2 separate regions of the Homo sapiens genome follow, and region 1 is linked to region 2. A link is a contact called in ENCODE Hi-C or POLR2A ChIA-PET data. All regions are on one chromosome and are shown on one strand. Each heading gives the region's core, a stretch centred on a gene start or an enhancer-like site at or near the end of the contact. The rest is flanking DNA. Distances are from core to core; before and after follow the strand shown. Region 1 holds the start of OPHN1 (oligophrenin 1). Region 2 holds the start of PJA1 (praja ring finger ubiquitin ligase 1).

Region 1 (2,700 bases), core at 151-2,650, 730 kb before region 2:
AGCTTCCCACAGCTGAGTCAGCTGTGAGCACTGGAAAAGCGAAGCTAGGTGAAGTTCCTTCAGCCCAGCAGCCCCCAACCCTATCCCTATTTTACTCCCTGGGGGCTGGGCCCCTTGTGGCAGGGACTAAGTAGTCAGCTCTTTGTTCCACACTCAAGCAGAATTCAGTGGCAGGTGAAGCCATCCAATAATCCTGAACTTAGACTGACCTTGACCTAAACCATAGCTCAGTGTGATAAAGAAAATAATTCACTGGGGCAAAGGTGCTTTCCTTAAAAAATAACTTGCCATGGCGAATTTTTTACTGCCCCCCACACTTATCTGTAGCAACCAGAGACCAGGACAAAATTATTATTCAAGCTGCTGACCTTAATCCCCAATTGTTTAGGAGGTGCTGGGGCAGTTCCTTGGTCAGCTTGGATGTCACTTTGCCCCAGACAGGGGTGCTGAATATGTCTAACAGTACAGCAGATTGTCCCTTAAGAACAATCATCTGCCAAGTAAGGGTAATTGCTGAGCAAGAGGGTCCCTGGCACAGCTACGGATCACGTCTTATAAGGTCAAAACCACTAAAGGAAAAGGCCCAAAGTTCTGGTTGTATCCACCACTTTCCACTTCTACTATCTCCACTCCCCAAGTGTGGGAAACCCATTTGCCTCAGAGATCTGGGCTGGGAGTCACCCTGCAATCTCCCTTCCCCTGGTGGTGTGGAAAGGCTTAAAGGCCAGACACACCAGCTCAGAGAAACAGCTCATCGAAGCCTTGCACTTACTTCTCATAGCGCTGATAAGCGCGTTGCCGTCTTTGATTACGTCTTTGATGAATTTGTTGGTCCTCTCCAGTTCCTGCTCATAACACTTGAGCCTCTCGCGGAAATCGGGGCTGTCCAGGTAGCAGTCGCTGAACTCCAGCGGGGGATGACCCATGGTTCTGATGGCCGGGAGTAGGGGGAAAGGGGAAAGACACAAAGACCGAGAGCATCAATGGCACAGTAGAGGAAGTAGAGGGGACGGACTGAGCGCGCGACCCGCTTAAGGAAGCTCATAGCCTCCGTCCCTTTGGAGGACAGGTACCTGTTTCAGTGAGACTCCTGAGGAGCGCTGGCTGGTCCGGACAGAGAACAGGCGCCCCGGCGATGGCTTCAGGGCCAGGGAGAGCTAACTATCGCAGTCGGATCCCGGCAGGGTGCTGCCTAGCAAGCAGCATGTCCCTTAGGCATCGCCTTCCCAGATAAGCAGCAAAAACCGCAGCCCGACTTGCCTCCGGAGACGGGCCGGATCCTTCCTGAGCAATTGCAAACGTGACACTTGGGCCCGCCCAAGGTGTAGGCGAGGTTAGAGCTGGAGCTGGGAACAGCCTCTCTACAGGCTCCTCGCTCCGGAGCGAGCGGAAGACTTCCTTGGCCGAACTCCGCGGGCAACCCGGATTGCACTGTCCCCTCCCCTTTCTTAAAGCCAACGCCTGCGCCCCGCCCCAGCGAAGCCCGAGGACCAAACCGGAGCGCTCTGGCTCCTTCCTCAACTGTTTTCCTTGTACCTTAGAGTTTCCTGACCAGGGCCCGCTGGCTGCTAAGACTTCTTCCTGGTGCAAGGGAGCCGGCCGGCCGGCCGTCCTTTTAGGCGCCGGAAGGGTTAAGCCAGGGCGGCAATGAAACGTAGCCTCGCTCCATAGACACTGCAGCGGGAAGAGGAGGGCGAGAGCGCGACGCACAATAGCCGCGGTAGCCCAGCGCTTCCCTACGGAAACTGGGGAGCAGTCAGCGCCCTAGGACTCCAGCTGGAAAGCGTGGCGGCCTGGGAGATGTAGTCTTTCCGTTTGCACTCCCCAAGACTCCTCCCTGCAGTCTCCCCACCACCCCGCCTGGGAGGCTGCTCTCCCAGAACGGCATTCCCAGCCTGCCGCAGGCTCCTGCGCAGGGACCGGCCCCAAGGGGCAGGTGCGCGGCGCTGGACTCTGCGGGGGAAGTTTCCGAAACTAGAGCAAGAACCCGCAAGACTAGATTGCAGGAAGCCATCTCTCAATTCCCATGATTCGGCTGGGTTGTGTATTCTTTTGCCTTCCCCTCTTTCCAGCCTCCTTCGGACCTACCAACTTCTTTTCCTCTTTCTTTTCCCATGTCTCCTGCTCTAAGTGCTCTAATTCCCTTGGGCCTTCGACCTGAAGGGTTGATTCCTACTCTAGGGTCTCCGTGAAGCTCAGTGCCCCCTGCCAAAGAAAGGGAGGCCATAATTCAGAGTTAATATTTTCCTGAATAGGACCTCAGAGCATGGCTTTTGTGGCAGACGCCGATAATGCATATGATTTTCCATGTGTAAGTGGAAAGTCTAAGAATAGGATGTTATAAATTGTCTTGCAGCTTACCTTAAAGGCAGCTGTCTTGAGACTAAGGGTAGGTAGAGGCTCGAAAAACTAAAAAATAGTTTGTGCGTGGGCAAAGAGATCCCTTTAATTCTGCAGAAGTGTTTACATTAGATTGCCCTGTGAAGAAAGCCAGAACGGAAGGGGGTTGTAAATAGAATAATAGTGGCTGACCCACCTGAATTAGGGTCCTGTTGCTGCTGTGACAAATTACCACAAACTTGATGTCCTAAATCAGCATAAAGTTATAATCTACAGTTCCAGAAGGCAGAAATCAGAAATGGGCCTCACTGGGATCAAATCAAGATGTTAGAAGGGTTGTGTTCATTTTCAGATAGTCTA
Region 2 (2,700 bases), core at 85-2,584:
AGCAGGCACAAATGGAAGCGGGGGTGGGGGGTGCGCAGCACTGGAGAGGGATGTGCTTGAGGTGGATGGAACAGAGGCAGGCAATCAAAGAATGATGCCTGCCTGTGTGGATATGGCAAGCAGGGAGGCAGGTTGTGTCCCCGTAGAAGGATTTATGTGAGTGCGAGTGTGTGCACCTCAGGGACCAGCAAAAGAGAGCTGTGTCTGACACACGTGGCAGACAGAGCAATAGAGGAGAGCATTTGAGAAGGGGGTATGAATGAGCACATGTGGCTACATATGTATGTCACTGGCCAGCGATAGAAGGATGTCCTTATGTGTGTATATGACAGGAAGGAAGAAGGAGGGCAGCCGGAGGGGGTGTGTGAATAGGCATGTGTTCGCGAGAGCACGCAGAGGCCGAGCAGGGAGGGGGCCGGTGCTAGAGGTGTGTATGTGGTAGGCGGATAGAGGAGGGGGAAGGCATGGGAGGGTGTGAGGGTGTGAGGGTGTGTGAGAGGGTGTGTGCTGCGTGTGCCTGCGCATGCGCGGGGGAGGGGAAGCACTGGAACCTTGAGGATGGAGGGGCAAGGAGGGGGCTGCAATGGAAGGCTTCTGTGCGGGGGCGCGTGCTCGCGACACACGGGGGGTGGGGGGTAGGGGGGACGCAATGTCATAAAAAGAGGTGGGAAAAGGCCATCAGCTCAAACGGGAGACCCCAACCGATGTGGCAGGGGAGAGGGAAAATGAAAGAAAAGGGCGTGCGTGGGTCTAGTTTTCCCTGAGAATAATTATTTTTTCCTTCCAATTTTTTCCCTGGGAACAGTATTTTTACCTAAAAATCTTAACCATTTACCATTTGGCAAAACAACAGCAAAATATGGGAAGAAAGGCCACGGAGTGCTCCGCAAAGGGGCCGAGGAGGGAAGAAGGAAGGAGAGGGGAGGAGAGGCAGGGAGAAGTGGGAGAGGGCCGCGACCACCACTGCCCTCCCAATAGCGATGAAAGCCACTCGAGTGGGGACCGCGCCACACCAAAGGGGTTCCGGCAGCGGAAGATGTGGCCCCAGAACAGGCCGATGGAGGACATGGGCCTCACTCTGCAGTCAGGTCCCGCGTCCGCCCCACCCCTTCCCGAGGGGCGAACCTGAAAAGCAGTTCCCAGGAACCCCCCAAAATCCTCGCCCCCGTGCCCGGCCACTCGCCCCGCGCCCGGCCACTCGCGCCACCGCCAGCGCCCGGATGAATCGAGGAAACAATCAGCCTTTCACTCACCAAGTCCAGAAAGCCACACGCTTTTCAGAGAAGCAGAGCTCTCGGATCTCCGACCGCCACGACCGCCAGAGCCGCTGCTCCCGGTCCCGAGCTCCTCCCCCGCCAGACAGCAGCGGGGCGGGCGGCGACTGCGGCGGCGGAAGTGATTGTGAAGTCAGCTGGAGCCCGCCTCCTTGATGTGGCGGGGGCGGCAGCTGCTCTCCACAAATCAGGGTGGGCCCGAAAGCATTATTTCATCTTAAATGATGAAATCGTCAAGGATACAGAAAAGGACAGCGAAAAATGTCACAAACACCCAGCTTTAACTAATGTTAAACATTTAGCTATATTGCCTTCTGGTTTTTTAATAAATAAAATAAAATCTGCAAATTCTTTCTGATTAAGTCCAATGTGAGAGTAATTACGTTACTACATCACATCCTATGTTACGTGTTATGGTTGTACCGAAAGTATTAAAACTGTGAAACCATATTTAGGGTTGCAGTAAGCTTAAATTTTTTTTAACCTGATGGTTAAAGCAAATTGAAGCTGTTTATGTTGAATTTGTTGCTGCTAATCACAAAACCAAGCTTCTCTGTCCAAGAGATCATAGGACACAACACAGGTTCATATTCTGTTATTGCATTGCAGTTAAAAATATTGTAGTTACGCCTTTTGGATTTATACCATTTTACTGAATTCTGAAGTCTTTAAATTGCGCTTTATAATGGAACTCTAGTATTTACAGCCAATGTAAACATTTCCCATGTTCACAACAGTAGCAAAGTTTTGTTCTTACTGGAAACAAAATGCATAATAGAACAAAAATCTTAGGGGTAACAACATAATAGAAATAAAATGTATAACTTTCAAACCATTAAAGTAATAATATGTGGAACAAAGAGAAAAACTCATTCTTAACAAAGGTCAAGAAATGTTGCTGGGGGGGTACAAAAAAAAGGATGCAAAAAGAAAACAAAAATGCAGGAATCCAAATATATCAGCATGCATTATGGGTTAACATCTCCTAATAAAAACCAAACTCTTATTTTGAGCATTTTGTTTTTAAAAGCTAAGTTATATTCTATTTATGTGAGTTTCACCTAAAGCAGAAATAGGAATAAAAAATATATGAGAGTAAAATACTAGCAGAAAAAAGGGAGAGAGGGAATGAGGGAAGGAAAGAAGCAAAAAAAAAAAAAAGGAAGGAAAGGAAGGAGGAAACAAACTCGTAACAATATCAATATCCTAAACATCGAGAACTCAAAGTAAAAAGAACTAAAGAGAACAAAACAGGTTGCTTTATTCACTGAGAAAGATATGACAAGCTGGTGGTGTGTGCCTGTAGTCCCAACTACTTAGGAGGCTGAAGCAGGAGGATTGTGTGAGCCCAGGAGGTTGAGGCTGAAGTGAGTGAAGATCACGCCACTGCACTCCAGCCTGGACAACCAAGCAAGATGCCATCTCA

The links. A loop is a pair of places that touch in the nucleus more often than their neighbours do. ChIA-PET counts read pairs that join two places held with the same protein, here RNA polymerase II (POLR2A). Pooled maps may share reads with other maps.
Region 1: a pooled map shows a loop between it and region 2 (2.4-fold over the local background). The contact joins the promoter of OPHN1 here to the promoter of PJA1 in region 2. A Hi-C loop is called at or near these places in 1 of 50 pooled maps. POLR2A ChIA-PET finds 5 or more read pairs at or near these places in 2 of 52 experiments (PC-3 and Panc1).

Annotation. Positions count from the first base shown.
Region 1 is chrX:68,432,095-68,434,794 of GRCh38, forward strand. It overlaps OPHN1 (oligophrenin 1), which reads right to left and starts at 1,401. Exons shown (of 25, transcript NM_002547.3): 1 at 1,074-1,401; 2 at 773-930. The coding sequence starts at 926.
Region 2 is chrX:69,164,119-69,166,818 of GRCh38, forward strand. It overlaps PJA1 (praja ring finger ubiquitin ligase 1), which reads right to left and starts at 1,335. Exons shown (of 2, transcript NM_001032396.4): 1 at 1,254-1,335.